2 separate regions of the Homo sapiens genome follow, and region 2 is linked to region 1. A link is a loop called in an ENCODE intact Hi-C map of the cell type or tissue named here. Cell type or tissue: A673. All regions are shown on one strand.

Region 1 (8,000 bases):
CTTATCTGAATTGCTTAGGACCAGAAATGTTTTGGACTTCAGATTTATTTCGATTTTGAGATATTTGCATTATGCAGCTACTTGCCAGTTTAGCAGCCCTAATCTGTAAATCCAAAACGCTCATTAGAGAATTTGGGCATCATGTCAGTGCTCAAAAAGCTTCAAATTTTGGATTCCATTCCATCCAAAAAAGATTCCATTTTTGGAGTAGGCATACTCAACCTGTATCAGAAGTTTTGAATAAATGAAAAATAGAATAAGCAGTGTTCTGAATCAGAATTTCTCAGACCTGGGGTTTGCCAGCCACTGAAGACTTCTGCTGTATTCTTGAAGGTCCTTGATTTTATATTAACTTATTTGTGATCTTCTAAACATTCATTAACTGGTTACTCAGAAAACCAATACTACTAGTAATTTTCTGTCTCACAGATTGAATTTAGTTTCTAAAGTATTTTCTTACTCAGTTTCCATGGGTCTTGGGAAAGTCTATGAGAATTAGGTTTTTTTTAACAGCTTCATTAAGATATGATTTACATCGTGTAAAATTCACCTACCCTATGGGTGCAGTTAGTTTTTAATATATTCACAGAGTTAAATAATATTCCCCATGATCTAATTTTGAATCTTTTTTTTTATCACCCAGAGAAGAAACACTGACCCATTAGCTATCACTCCTCATTTCCACTGTCCAGCCAATGCCTACTTTTCCTCTATAGATTTGCCTATTCTGGATATTTCATAAAAGTGGGGTCGTACAACTTGTGATCTTTTGTGAATGGCTTCTTTCACTTAGCATAATGTTTTCAAGGTTTATCCTCAAAAATTTCCGTTTTGAGGTTGAATAATTCTTTGTAGATTCTGGATATTAGCCTTTTGTCAGATGAGAAGATTGCAAAAATTTTCTCCCATTCTGTAGGTTGCCTGTTCACTCTGATGGTAGTTTCTTTTGCTGTGCAGAAGCTCTTTAGTTTAGTTAGATCCCATTTGTCAATTTTGGCTTTTGTTGCCATTGCTTTTGGTGTTTTAGACGTGAAGTCCTTGCCCATGCCTATGTCCCAAATGGTATTGCCAAGGTTTTCTTCTAGGGCTTTTATGGTTTTAGGTCTTACAGTTAAATCTTTAATCCATCTTGAATTAATTTTTGTATAAGGTGTAAGGAAGGGATCCAGTTTCAGCTTTCTACATATGGCTAGCCAGTTTTCCCAACACCATTTATTAAATAGGGAATCCTTTCCCCATTTCTTGTTTTTGTCAGGTTTGTCAAAGACCAGATGGTTGTAGCTGTGTGGTATTATTTCTGAGGGCTCTGTTCTGTTCCATTGGCTTATATCTCTGTTTTGGTACCAGTACCATGCTGTTTTGGTTACTGTAGCCTTGTAGTATAGTTTGAAGTCAGGTAGCATGATGTCTCCAGCTTTGTCTTTTTTGCTTCTGATTGACTTGGCAATGCGGGCTCTTTTTTCGTTGCATATGAACTTTAAAGTAGTTTTTTCCAATTCTGTGAAGAAAGTCCTTGGTAGCTTGATGGGGGTGGCATTGAATCTATAAATTACCTTGGGCAGTATGGCGATTTTCACAATATTGATTCTTCCTATCCATGAGCATGGAATGTTCTTCCATTTGTTTGTGTCCTCTTTTATTTCATTGAGCAGTGGTTTGTAGTTCTCCTTGAAGAGGTCCTTCACGTCCCTTGTAAGTTGGATTCCTAGGTATTTTATTCTCTTTGAAGCAATTGTGAATGGGAGTTCACTCATGATTTGGCTCTCTGTTTGTCTGTTATTGATGTATATGAATGCTTGTGATTTTTGCACATTGATTTTGTATCCTGAGACTTTGCTGAAGTTGCTTATTGGCCCAAGGAGATTTTGGGCTGAGACAACGGGGTTTTCTAGATATACAATCATGTCATCTGCAAACAGGAACAATTTGACTTCCTCTTTTCCTAAGTGAATACCCTTTATTTCTTTCTCTTGCCTGATTGCCCTGGCCAGAACTTCCAACACTATGTTGAATAGAAGTTGTGAGAGAGGGCATCCCTGTCTTGTGCCAGTTTTCAAAGGGAATGCTTTCAGTTTTTGCCCATTCAGTATGATATTGGCTGTGGGTTTGTCATAAATAGCTCTTATTATTTTGAGATACGTCCCATCAATACCTAGTTTATTGAGAGTTTTTAGCATGAAGTGTTGTTGAATTTTGTCAAAGGCCTTTTCTGCATCTATTGAGATAATCATGTGGTTTTGGTCTTTGGTTCTGTTTATATACTGGATTACGTTTACTGATTGTCATATGTTGAACCAGCCTTGCATCCCAGGGATGAAGCTCACTTGATCATGGTGGATAAGCTTTTTGATGTGCTGCTGGATTCGTTTTGCCAGTATTTTATTGAGGATTTTTGCATCAATGTTCATCAAGGATATTGGTCTAAAAATCTCTTTTTTTGTTGTGTCTCTGCCAGGCTTTGGTATCAGGATGATGGTGGCCTCATAAAAAGAGTTAGTGAGGATTCCCTCTTTTTCTATTGATTGGAATAGTTTCAGAAGGAATGGTACCAGCTCCTCTTTGTACCTCTGGTAGAATTCGGCTGTGAATTCATCTGGTCCTGGACTTTTTTTGGTTGAATAATATGCATTATATGTATATACCACATTTTGTTTATCCAGTTGACAGACATTTGGGTTGTTTCCACCATTTGCTATTACGAATAATGCTGCTGTGTCTGCAAGTTTTTATATGGATAGATGATTTCATTTCTCTTGTATATATACCTAGAAGTGGAATTGCTGAGTCATGTGGTTACTGAACTTATTATTTTCAGAAAGTTAACTTTCTGAACTTAGTATTTTCTCAATCAGTGGTCCATACGTCCTAGGAACACTTAAGAAAATTGTATCCTTTTTTTTTTTTTTTTTTTTTTAAATACAGTGTCACTGTCACCCAGGCCAGAGTGCAGGTGGGGCATGATCTCGGCCCACTGCAGCTGCACCTCCTGGACTCAAGCAGTTCTCCTGCCTCAGCCTCCCGAGTAGCTGGGATTACAGGCACCGTAATTTTTGTGTTTTTTGTAGAAGGGGGTTTCACTATGTTTGCCAGGCTGGTCTTGAACTCCTGACCTCAAGTGATCTACCCACCTTGGCCTCCCAAAGTGCTGGAATTACAGGGGTGAGCCACTGCTCCCAGCCAGAAAATTGTGTTCTTTTTTTTAAAAAAATTCTATATTTTATTTAAGCTTGGAAATCTCTGGTATAGACTTTTTTATACCACATTCTTAAACTTGGGAAATAGAATGTAATTTTCTTAGCTGCCATGGCTATATTTCCTGAGAAAACCATTATGAAATATTGTTAAATTCTAACCCTCTCTTTGAGGAAATACTTTGTAATGCTTTATTTTGTGTAGTTAGAACCTACTTTCTTAGCAGTATTAGCTCTTAATTGTGATGGGTGGTAGAACATAGGTTCTATGCAATGTTTTCCAGTGTTTGTACTATTACTCCTATTAAAAGTAAAGTTTCAATTTGTTGTTGTTGTTGTTTTGCGTTTTTTTCTGCTCCAACTGTAATCAAGGTGAAGACTCGTGGACTAGAAGAGATTCCAGTTTTTGATATTTCTGAAAAAACAGTAAATGGAATAGAAAATAAATCTTTGTCACCTGATGAAGAAAGACTTGTCTCAGGTATATTTTAGCAAAAGTGGGATAATTTTATTTAGAAGATCAGCTGACTTTCTTGAAATATGTTATTTTTTTTAGTCTGATTTGACCATGCCTTATTTCAACAATTATTTTATGTTTAATGTGAAGTATATGAAAAACTAACCGATTGGACATCAAATGTGTCTACTTGTTTTTCTTGTCAACTTCTCCATCAAGGTCTCAAGGATTTAAACTATACACTTTCTCTTCTAGTTATATTAATAAATGAAGTAGTCTACCATTTTTAAATTTCTTTAATAGCACAGAATAATCTATGAGAATAGCACAGAATAATAAGCAGTGGTAGGTTGGGTATGGTGGCTCACGCCTGTAATCCCAGCACTTTGGGAGGCCAAGGTGGGTGGATCGCTTGAGGTCAGGAGTTCGAGACCACTCTGGGCAACATGAAACCCAGCACCTACTAAAAATACAAAAAATAGCTGGATGTGGTGGTGCATGCCAGTAATCCCAGTTACTTGGGAGGCTGAGGCGGGAGAATGGCTTGAACCTATGAGGCAGAGGTTGCAGTGAGCTGAGATTACGCCACTGCACTCCAGCCTGGGCAATAGAATGAGGCTCCATCTCATAATAATAATAAGCAGCAGCGGCAGCTCTGGTAGATTTTTTTGTGTGCTTGTCCTCATGAAGACTTAAGCCTGCTCTCTCAATTTGAAACCTAGGCACTTGGACTAACTTAAAAGATCATGTAAAAAATTTAATTTTTGTCTGGTATAGATTTAATTGTGGTTTTTTTTTTCTCTTTTAGATATAATTGATCCTGTTGCTTTAGAAATTCCATTATCCAAAAACCTTCTGGCACAGATTAGTGCTCTTGCTCTTCAGCTGGATTCAGAAGATCTTCATAATTATTCAGGAAGCCAACTATTTGAAATGCACGAGAAACTAAGTTGTATGGCAAACTCTGTAATAAAAAATCTACAGTCACGTTGGAGATCACCATCCCATGAAAATTCTATTTAGTATTTTCAGAGAAAATTGAAGGTTTTTTTAAACATCACTGGATTTCTTGATTGAGGAAACAAGTTCTGAAATAATAGCACAATTTCAAAGAAGAGACTCTTTGCAAAGTTGATAACATTTCAAACCCTGAAGGACAGTGACTTATTATGTAAGTTCAATTTTGTAAGTTCATTATGTAAGATCCTTTTTTTTTTCATAATATGTATTCTTGGCTGCTATGCGTGGTTTTTCAGGAAATTTAATTATCTTACTGAGATGTGAAAGCAAAACTAGTAACAGAACTTACATTTTATTTCATGCTTTCTTAAACCCGTGCATATTCTGGTGAAACATGTAAAATACTTTAAGTAAAATTGAACATTTTTATTTGAATTTTTGCTGAACTGATAAAGGTGTTTATATTTTTGTTTGTTGGTTTGTTTAATTCATGTTTGTTGGGACTGAGGTTTAGGAAGTTTGTTACTGGTTAAAAACCTCAAATGAAATGCGAAAGAATTTGAATTTTTCCTGCATATGTCAACTTTGGACAGCTTTCAAGAAAAATGAGAAAAGTTTCAACTTCTGGCGGTTAAAATATTAATGCAGAATTTACTAAGATTTTATTCATTTGCATTAGCAAATATTCATGCAGCAGCAGTTGACTGAAAATTTATTCTTATGAGACGTATAGTATTCATTTTTAAATGCATGATTGTACATTATGTATAGACGACAATGTTTTTAATTTATAAATTTCATTCTTTGTTAATTGCATGGGTTTTTCTGCAGCTTATTGTGAATACCTTGGTTCTGTTCAATAGAAACATTTTGTATATATTAAATACTGAAATATCAGTATCGACGGTGGAAGTGCTTCATGGGCTTGCTGCACATATTTGTAGGATACTGTATCTGCAAATGCAACAACAAATAGTTTTGTACTTGGTTAACAGTCTTAGTTAAAACATGAGTTTATTTTCTAAAAGTATCCAGAATAAGTAAAATTATAGAAATAAGAAAATGTTACACAACTTTGCTGTTCATACCCTTACCTTCTTACTACTTTTGGTTTGGAGGAGGGTATCACCACTAGAAAGTGTGCCTCCTTAAGATTTCTTAAAGGAAAGTTAGTTTCAGTATTTCACAGCAAGTTGGACTACAAAATCTAGAGTTGATCTGCTTTTTAAACCTTCATTTAAAAGCAAACTTGGAAGAAATTTGAAACTGATGTTTTTAATATATGTCTGTGTTGCCTAGGTTTTCTTTTTTTAAAGAGGTATGTAATTAAAACCTTTGTAAAATTTGCCAACTAATATTAGTGCCTGACTTCCCATATTTGTTTCATCTTTTTAACTGACAGTATATCTCACTTCTTCTTTGAATAGAATGAGTGAGTGATCTCAGTTTTCACATTTTATTCAGAAGCTAATCCCTACTTAGCAAGGCACACATTCTACAGCAAGTCATAGAAAGTTTAATCCTTGTGCCTCCTTAGCTCTCGTATATTCAGGGATCTCTATAAAAGTTGGTGTCTTTTTTCATCATCATAAATTCATCATAATCACAGATATTTTTGGGTCTAAGATATTCATATACCAAGGATGGTTTTGTAAAGAATTCTGGGATCATTGAATTAAGGATTGTGGCTTGAAGTAACTAAAGAAAAATACTAATTTCCTTAAAAGGAATTATAATTATGATTTACATTTTACATCATTAATTTCCCAAATTATATTTAACCGTAAGGAGGTGCACATGAGTTTTTAGCAAACAGGTATGAATAAGCAGCTATGTATATGTGTTTGGGGCAGAGGGGAGCAGATTACTTTAACACACTTCAGAATTAAAATCAGTTCGTTTCATGACTCTGTGCCTTAACGTTTGTGTGAACTAAACTTGCTGATTGAATGAAATTCTTGGGAAGCCGAACAGTAATAGCAGAAAATGTGACCAAATGAGTATCATGTACTTAAATCACTGAATTTTATATAAGCACAAGTATTAATTTTAAAAACATTATAGTTTAATAAAGCTGCATTTAAAAATATTTGGGAGCAAAGACAAGCATGCTAAATCTTCATTTTGCTATGGCTATAAGCATATATTTTTGGCAACTTATTTGCAATATTCTTGCCTTAAAGTTTCCTGCAAATTTCCCCCTTAGTAATTCCCGAATAGCAAAACATTAATATTCCATGATTAGCTCTACTGTGTTGTCTCACTATTAAAATGGAATTCGTTTTTTCAGATCTTTTCTAATGGTTAATAAAACAAATGTCAGATCATAATAACACTCAAATGTGTCTTAATTGTCTTATGCATATTTAAGAAGAAAAAACTAGTGGCATACAGGATTGTCATGTAGTATCTTTTTTTTTTTTTGAGACACAGTCTTGCTCTGTTGCCTATGCTGGAGTGCAATGGTGCGATCTCGGTTCACTGCAAGCTCTGCCTCCCAGGTTTACACCATTCTCCTGCCTCAGCCTCCCAAGTAGCTGGGACTACAGGTGCCCGCCACCATGCCCGGCTAATTTTTTATATTTTTAGTAGAGAAGGGGTTCACTGTGTTAGCCAGGATGGTCTTGATCTGACCTCGTGATCCGCCTGCCTCGGCCTCCCAAAGTGCTGGGATTACAGGCGTGAGCCACCCCACCTGGCCATTTTCTTTTTTTTTTGAGGTGGAGTTTTCGCCCTTGCTGCCCAGGCTGGAGTGCAGTGGTACGATCTCAGCTCACTGCAACCTCCACCTCCTGGGTTCAAGCGATTCTCCTGCCTCAGCCTCCCAAATAGCTGGGATTACAGGTGCCTGCCACCACCACTGGTTAATTTTTGTATTTTTAGTAGATACGGGGTTTCACCATGTCAGCCAGGCTGGTCTCAAACTTCTGACCTCAGATATCCACCTGCCTCAGCCTCCTAAAATGGTGGCATTACAGGCGTGAGCCACCGCTCCTGGCCCATCATTTCCATATCTATGAAATCTATTTTGGATTTTAGAGTGGATTTAAATTTTCAATATTTCAGTGACCTCATTGTTAAAGCTGCTTTGCCACTTGTACAAGTTTGAAAACCATTGTTGAATCATATGGAGCTTTACTCTAATTCCAAATAGTTAAAGGATGAATCAGGTTAAATAATGCTGTTGGATAATACAGGCAAAAACAGGATTTAAACCCGCACATTAAAAGCATGACTGAAGGCCCGGCAGGTGGATCACTTTGGCCCAGGAGTTCAAAACTGACCTGAACAATGTGGCGAAATCCTGTCTCTACTAAAAATACAAAAACCAGCCAGGCATGTTGGCGCATACTTGTAATCTCAGCTACTCAGGAGGCTGAGACATGAGAATT
Region 2 (8,000 bases), 550 kb after region 1:
TAATCCCAGCACTTTGGGAGGCTGAGGCGGGTGGATCACGAGGTCAGGAGATTGAGACCATCCTGGCCAACGTGGTGAAACCCCGTTTCTACTAAAATACACCACACCAGGTGTGGTGGCGAGCGCCTGTAGTCCCAGCTATTCTGGAGGCCGAGGCAGGGGAATCGCTTGAACCCGGGAGGCGGAGGTTGCAGTGAGCAGAGATTGCATCACTGCGCTCCAGCCTGGTGACACAGCAAGACTCCATCTCAAAATAAATAAATACATAACTCTGAAACATTAAAACAATTTTTTTTCAAACTATATTCTCTACCTTATATTTAAGCAAGCAGAAAAACACATAATCCATTTTAGAATGATTTCAAATTTAAAAAAATTATAGGTCAGATACTCAAAGGGTTAAAACTTCAAATAAGGAGTAATGTTACCCTTCTGGCAGCCAAAGTTTGACTCAATAAAAACAGGCATATTCATTGCATCAACCCATAATCTCTTAACATTTGATTTGCCTCAAAATTTCAGTAGACTATTGGTGAAAACATGGTGAAAAATCTCTTCATATGAAAATATTTTGCTTTTGAAAATACTGTCAAAACTTGCATAAATATTTGACATTCATTCTAAATAATAAAACAATGTCTCTTTTTCCCCTTCTCATACGTATGTAAATCAATGATGCTTTATCAAGGATAAAAATACCATTAGATTTAGACTTCACAGAATTGGAGACAACTCACAAGGAACTAGACACTGAATCTTAAACATGAAAGGAAGAAAACTGAAAAGCTAAAAGTAATTTGATGTTTCTTTTTTTCTTTCTTAATTCAACTCTCACATCTAACTCTTAAGAAAGGATACAGCTTATTCTTTTATCTTGCTGAACATTGGCTTTTTACGTTTTATCTTCTTCTTGAAAAGATTTTCTCTACTAGAATAGGTATTTAAAGTCAAGGCTATATACATTCAAGAAGTATAAGCGTCTAATCTTTAAACATGTCATTTTGATCCAGCATCCAAAGTTGTATTAAAAAGCACATTTACAGATAAGTTCCTTCACAGTTGTAGTGACTGCACATGAGCTCATCAAGTAAGCCTTGGGGAAACAAAGAACCTCTCTCCTCCTCTCTTTGGCAATCGGCTTATTGCCTATTACTTGCATCTCTCCCCTTCAACCACCTCTGCATCATCTTCAACCAAATATACACCACTCAAACTGCTACCCTTAATTTCACTCCTACAAATAAGCCCTGTTTGTTTACTGTTCACCATTCATTATACCATGAGTGAAGGACAGAGATGAATCATACTCAGCCCGTAGCCATCAAGGAGAAGTGGTGGAGGGAATGTGAAACCAATAACTATTTCACAAAGGACACAATCCATGTCTCCAATGATATAAAAGCGAAGTGCTTCAGAGTGCTTTGCAAAAAGCAACTAATTTAGTCAAACACAATATAAAAACATCAGCAGTAATCAAGAATAATCCCTATTGCTACAATTTTTCTAAAATTCCCTGGTTTTAAGTTGGACAAGAAGTGCAATATTCCTTTCAAAGAGATACCAGCATGTCACAGATCTCTATTTTTAAAATATGCTTGATTTGCATATACGAAAGCATGGGCTTTATTTTAATGACCTGCAATCTCTACATTTGTTTCAGTCCTCCATGCAATATGCATGTTTACCTCCTACACTTAGACTCTTGGTATGATTTTTCCTTAATGAAATAACATAAAGCAAAGAATCATAGAAAGCATAATATTCTACTGGGATCCACAGCACCCCCATCACCTACAATGTTGTTGCCACAACTCTCCTACTTGATCATGTACAGGACTCAAAACTGTAATCATTAAAACCCAGATGATCAGGGTAAAGGAATTTAGGGTTGTTTTGAGGTTGTTTGACAATATTTACACTTGGAAAAGTTAAGGAACATATTAGTCTGTTTTCACACTGCTACAAAGACATACCCAAGACTGGGTAATTTATAAAGAAAAGAGGTGTCATTGACTCACAGTTCTGCAAGACTGGGAAAACCTCAGGAAACTTACAATCATGGTAGAAGGGGAAGAGGCATGTCTTACATGGTGACAGGTGCAGGGGGTCCATGAGGGGGTGAGAGAAAGGAAGGGGGAAGAGAGAGAGCATGAGCGAGCACAAACAAGTGAAAGGGTAAGAGCCCCTTATAAAACCATCAGATCTCGTGATAACTCACTATCAGGAGAACAGCATGGGGGATACTGCCCCCATGATCCAATCACCTCCCACCAGGCCCTGCCCTCAACACGTGGGGATTATGGGGATTACAATTCGAGATGAGATTTGGGTGGGGACACAGAGCCAAACCATATCAAGGAGGCCCAAGAAAAATAAAACTGAAATAAGTTTGGACAAAGAGAATGCGCTCTGGATAAAGGCCACCGTAAAAGTGAGAGGTGCTTTTTTTTTTTGGTCAGACAAAGTCTCACTCTTGTCCCCCCGGCTGGAATGCAATGGCGCGATCTCAGCTCACTGCAACCTCTGCCTCCCGGGTTCAAGCAATTCTCCTGCCTCAGCCTCCCAAGTAGCTGGGATTACAGGCGCCTGCCACCACGCCCAGCTAATTTTTGTATTTTAAGTAGAGACAGGGTATCACCATGTTGGCCAGGCTGGTCTCCAACTCCTCATCTCAGGTGATCCGCCTGCCTCAGCCTACCAAAGTGCTGGGATTACAGGCGTGAGCCACCACACCCAGCCAGTAATAGCATTTAATATGAATTTCTGGACTTACATTTTAAATAGCTTTCCTCCACCGAAGCAATGTGTGAAAACAACAACTTAGGCGTACAACTCAACGAATTGAAAACATTTATGTTATCACAAAGTCAAAACAAGAAACTCTAAAAGCACAGATCAATTAGAACTGTGTCCTGGAGGCACATATCTGTTTACCATGGTGACAATTTACATTTAAGATGAAGAAGCACAATGAATGGATTGTGGTAGGAGTGCTTAAAATATCAGGAGCACCCTAACATGTTTAGTTTAAGAACCAGTGTTGGCTGGGCACAGTGGCTCACGCCTGCAAGCCCAACACTTTGGGAGGCTGAAGGAGGAGGATTGCTTGAGGCCAGGAGGTCAAGACCAGCCTGGGTAATATAATGAGACCTGTCTCTACAAAAAATACAAATAAAAATTAGCCAGGTATGGTGTCACGTGCCTGTAGTCCTAGCTACTCAGGAGGCTGAGATGGAAGGACAAACTAAGCCCAGGAGTTTAAGGTTGCAGTGAGCTATGAATGCGTGCCACTGTACCTCTGTGCCTGGGCAACAGAGCTGTCTCAAAAAAAGAACTAATTGTTTACCAGTTCAAGGTAAATTGAGCAAAATACAAAGTGGTTAAAAAATGAATATATGCAGACTGATTTTGTAATTATTTAGCTGACAATGGCTACTCTTGATCATTTCTGTTTGTCTGTTTCTTTTATATTTAAGTAGCTTCCATAAAGCCTTTGCATAGACAACAATGTAATTTTCTTATTGGATAGCCCTAAAAAATGGCACTAAAAGATTATGTATTACTTTGGCTTTGAATTGTGAAACAAAGCAGTAAGAAATACTTGCCCCAATAGTTGCTTACTAACATAGCATACCAACTATGATAGGGATCCACAGCATCATTGTATATTTCCCCACAAGCAAATCATTACACAATGGAAGGCTGCTACACCCTTAGGGACTTGCCATTGTTTGCAACAATATGGTGGGCATCACACATTTAAATATTGCAAAACCAGGGCTAGGCGTGGTGGCTCACGCCTGTAATCCTAGCACTTTGGGAAGCCAAGGTGGGCAGATCACCTGAGGTCAGGAGTTCAAGACCAGCCTGGCCAACATGGCGACACTCCATCTCTACTAAAAATACAAAAATTAGCCAGGCGTGGTGGCACGTGCCTGTAATCCCAGGTACTCGGGAGGCTGAGGCAGGAGAATCACTTGAACCTGGGAGGCAGGGGTTGCAGTGAGCCAAGATCACACCACTGTACTCCAGCCTGGGCAACAGAGTGAGACTCTGTCTCAAAAAAATAAAAATAATAAATAAATTTTGCAAAACCAGAAATCTGAGGCCCGATATTAACTTTCAACTAATTTGTCATTTTGGCTAAATTATTTGCAAATACTAGCTTATCTATTGCTAGACAGTGAGCAAATTCTATTCTCCTAATCCTACACTACCTCTGAAACCTCTTCTTTCATATGTGTAAATTAAGTTTGATAGCTTTCCTGAAAACAGGAAATTGTTCAAAAGACTTAATTTTTTCTTTCCTGTCATAAAAAGTGTAATAGCTCAAGCTTCAGAGGCGAGAGCTGGGGAACGGTGGAATGAGAACCAAGAAAGACAACGACATTTTCTCTCAAACTGTCTACTTCAGACAACCTTATTCCAGATATGAGCACAAACTGGACTCGCTGCTAGCTCACAGCCTCTATTGTAAGCATAAGAAAGAGCAGAAATAAGACAAATATGCATTGTGCCTTAAATGCAAAGGAAGTGGCTGTAACACTAAAAGAATGATTGCCCAGGGGCCAGATTAAATAAAAAATCTAGGAGTTTGGAATATCTCAAATCATCTATGAAGTACAGAAAATATTTTGTTATTGTGACACAACAGCCTCTCTTCTAAAAGGAAAATAAACTTCAGGAAATTGAACTTCAAAGATGCCACTGTTTCAGTCATCAAAATTGGACATACCGTACTGTGTATTTTAAAGGAATAGTGCCCCCGTGTGGTTTTTGACAAGATTTCAGAAAATGTTCAGCGTTGTCTCAGAAGTCACAGTTACACTTGTTATACAAGAAACAGTGAATTTTTCTTGTGTGGATTTATTTTTAAATGTGATTACAGATGTGTTTGCAGTATAGTAGAAAAACGTCAGAGCTGTGAAGAGCTGTGTTTGCAGCGGGAGGGTTGCTCCATCTATCTCCGTGTTTAGTAAAGAGGATGTGAGAACAGGACGTGCACAGGGCGCCCCCTGCAGGTGCTGATGCAGCCGACACCTCTGGAGGCGCAGGGCCGAGGCCACCACAAGTCACTTGGCATGAATGTCCACAGAGCTTCCTAGGAGCTACCAGAAGTGAACCACATCTCCCCTCTTACCTGCAGTGGGTTCACACACTCTGCCTTTTCTCGTTGTTGTGAACAAACTGACCAAATCCCTTACAGACCGGCCCTTCCACTCGAGCACTGGATCTTACTCCAGGACAGGGCCCCAGCAATTTTCCTCCTTCCCTCCTGAATCTTCAGCGTCTTCCTTTCCACTGGACTGTTTCCATCAGCGTCAACATATAAACATGCTATCATATTAATAAAAACCCTCTCTGGGCTCCACTTCTCTAGTCCCTTTTTTTTTTTTTCTTCTTCTTTGAGACAGGTTCTCGCTCTGTCACCCAGGCTGGAGTGCAGTGGTGCCATCTCTGCTCACTGCAACCTCTGCCTCCTGGGCTCAAGCGATTCTCATGCCTCAGCCCCCTGAATAGCTGGGAATACAGGTGCATGCCACCACGCGCAGCTAATTTTTGTACTTTTAGCAGAGATGAGGTTTCTCCATGTTGGCCGGGCTCGAACTCCTGACCTCAGGTGATCTGCCTGCCTCGGCCTCCCAAAGTGCTGAGATTACAGCCATGAGCCACTGCACTCGGCCTCCACTCCCTTTTACTGCTATAGTACCTAGAAGAATTGTCCATATTAACTGACTCTAACTTCAATCTTTCCATTCTCTCTTGAACCCATTCCAATAAGGCTTTTCTGCTCACTACTCCAGACCAAAACTGGTCTTACTGAGGTCACCAATGGTATCCATATTGTTAAGTCCATTGGGGAATCTTGGGCTCATCTAACTTGACCCATTGACAGCATTTGACACAATTATCTTTCTTTTTTTTTTTTGATACGGAGTTTCACTCTGTCACCCAGGCTGGAGTGCAGTGGTGTAATCTCAGCTCACTGCAACCTCCACCTCCTGGGTTCAAGCGATTCTTCTACCCCAGCCTCCTCAGTAGCTGGGATTACAGGCACATGCCACCATGCCCGGCTAATTTTCGTATTTTTAGTAGAGACAGGGTCCACGTTGGCCAGGCTGGTCTCAAACTCCTGGCCTCAGGTGGTCCGCCCACCTCAGCCTCCCAAAGTGTTGAGATTACAGGCGTGAGCCAGGGCTCCCAGCCACATTCCTCCTTTCTTAGAATCATTTCTTCTGTTGGCTTTCAGGCACCTCCTCCCATTTTTCTGGCCACTCCTTCATCTCCTTTGTATTGTTTCAGCAAATATCTACTGAGAGCCTCTGACTGCCTGGGGCAGTTCTCAGCTGTGGAAATTGGATGCTGAACAAATCAAAGAGCTTACAATCTAGCAGAAGAAACTGTAATTAGATAGATTTTAAATATAAAATCAGGTATTCACAAGTTATGGTCAGGAAAGCCTCCCTGAGTTTTCAAGCTCCTCCCCTGCCACCTCCCCTCCTGACTCACACCAAGGGAAGTGACAGGAAAGCCATGTGCTACCTCTTTGGCTCCAGTGGGAAGCTCAAACCACACAAGCTTTGGCCCCAGCCCAAACCACTGACCACCATAAAAGCCAAAGCCGAGGCGGGCGGATCACGAGGTCAGGAGATCGAGACCAGCCTGACCCACACGGTGAAACCCAGTCTCTACTAAAAATACAAAAATTACCTGGGCTTGGTGGCGCACGCCTATAATTCCAGCTACTCAGGAGGCTGAGGCAGGAGAATCGCTTGAACCCGGGAGGCGGAGGTTGCAGTGAGTCGAGATTGTTGCCACTGCACTCCAGCCCGGGCGACAGAGTGAGACTCCGTCTCAAAAAAAAAAAAAAAAAAAAAAAAGCCAAAGCCAGTTGCCCTTGAGGCTCTCAAGCCATTTTCTAACCTGCCTGAGAGCCTGCCCAGCTCTCCTCAGAGAGCTTCGATTTGTGAGTAACAGATCTTTTTATACCTTCTTAGTGCACAGGTGGCACCCTCAGCCTCAATATCACAACTAAATTTTAGGTCAGAGGTTGACACCTGCTCCCTTCTACAAGGGCAATCACAAGACAAGGATCGCCTGAGCAGAAACCTAATCAAATGAGGGGATGAGGGAAGAGCAAAGAGGGCATGACCTACAATCCCCTCTAAACTCAAAGCAACAATTTAGGACTGGGAACCCCAGGAATTCAGATGATGGATACTGAACCAAAGGGTTGTGGATTTGTTCATGATTACTGCCATCTCCAGACCAGCAAAGGACACAACTGGGAAAAGCTGCACTACAAAATTTAAATTACCTAAAATATGGAAGTGGAACATGAACAAGTACTTCATCAGGGCCCAGATTTACATGTGCCCCGAATGAGTCAACATGAATTCTCCCGACACCCACTGATACCTTCGTGTGTAACAGCACAAGCCTAACTAGTTCTACTGTAGCCTGTGGACAAATCTCTCCATAACTGCACCTTTCAATACTTAACCTATATGATTTCTAGATAATGATATAATCATGTAATCATGTTATCACAATGATTATATATAACCATATCATTTAAATTTGTCTTTCTGCGAAAGAAGAAGGGAGTATTATTTTAATTTGTTTTCCTTGGAATCTGACCAAGGCTGAGACCAAATGAGCAATCTGTTGGTCAAAAACATTTCATTTATAACCACGTGGTGAACAGCTTGCAGTGAGATTTGGGAGAGTCACAAGGAAAGGAGGAGCAGATCCTTGCATACAGTGTTTAAAATCTAATAAGCAACAAGGAGCTCACACAAGTGGGTATTAGCCAAAACATGATAAATATATACAAATGCTCCAGCTATTTTTGTTGTGTACAAGTGCTAGGGATGGAAAACTAAAGAAAGTATTTGTCCAAGAAAGCTTCATAAAGGATGGCACTTCTGAGTAGCTTTGAAGAAGAAAAATCCAAGTAGCTTGGGAAGACATTCCATCCAGAAGAAATGGATTAAGGC

Evidence for each region. A loop is a pair of places that touch in the nucleus more often than their neighbours do. Peaks named below come from ENCODE experiments on the same cell type or tissue, not always from the same donor. Only the 100,000 strongest peaks of a DNase experiment are listed, where the experiment ranks them.
Region 2: a loop joins it to region 1, with 2.8 times the contacts of the local background. A loop is called at or near these places in 8 of 110 quality-filtered maps.

Annotation. Positions count from the first base shown.
Region 1 is chr2:151,470,401-151,478,400 of GRCh38, forward strand. RIF1 (replication timing regulatory factor 1) reads left to right here. Exons shown (of 36, transcript NM_018151.5): 35 at 3,564-3,672; 36 at 4,457-8,000. The coding sequence ends at 4,671. Among named protein-coding and RNA genes, the nearest start is that of RIF1, 64 kb to the left of the region's middle. In A673, no CTCF peak of the experiment used is centred here; DNase peaks (open chromatin) are centred at 4,721 and 4,841; H3K4me3 peaks cover 1,525 bases; H3K27ac peaks cover 3,968 bases.
Region 2 is chr2:152,020,996-152,028,995 of GRCh38, forward strand. All of the region lies in intron 2 of CACNB4 (calcium voltage-gated channel auxiliary subunit beta 4), which reads right to left. Among named protein-coding and RNA genes, the nearest start is that of CACNB4, 74 kb to the right of the region's middle. RefSeq lists an enhancer at 5,136-5,205. In A673, a CTCF peak has its summit at 4,969 (motif pointing left); DNase peaks (open chromatin) are centred at 4,326, 4,766 and 5,016; H3K4me3 peaks cover 820 bases.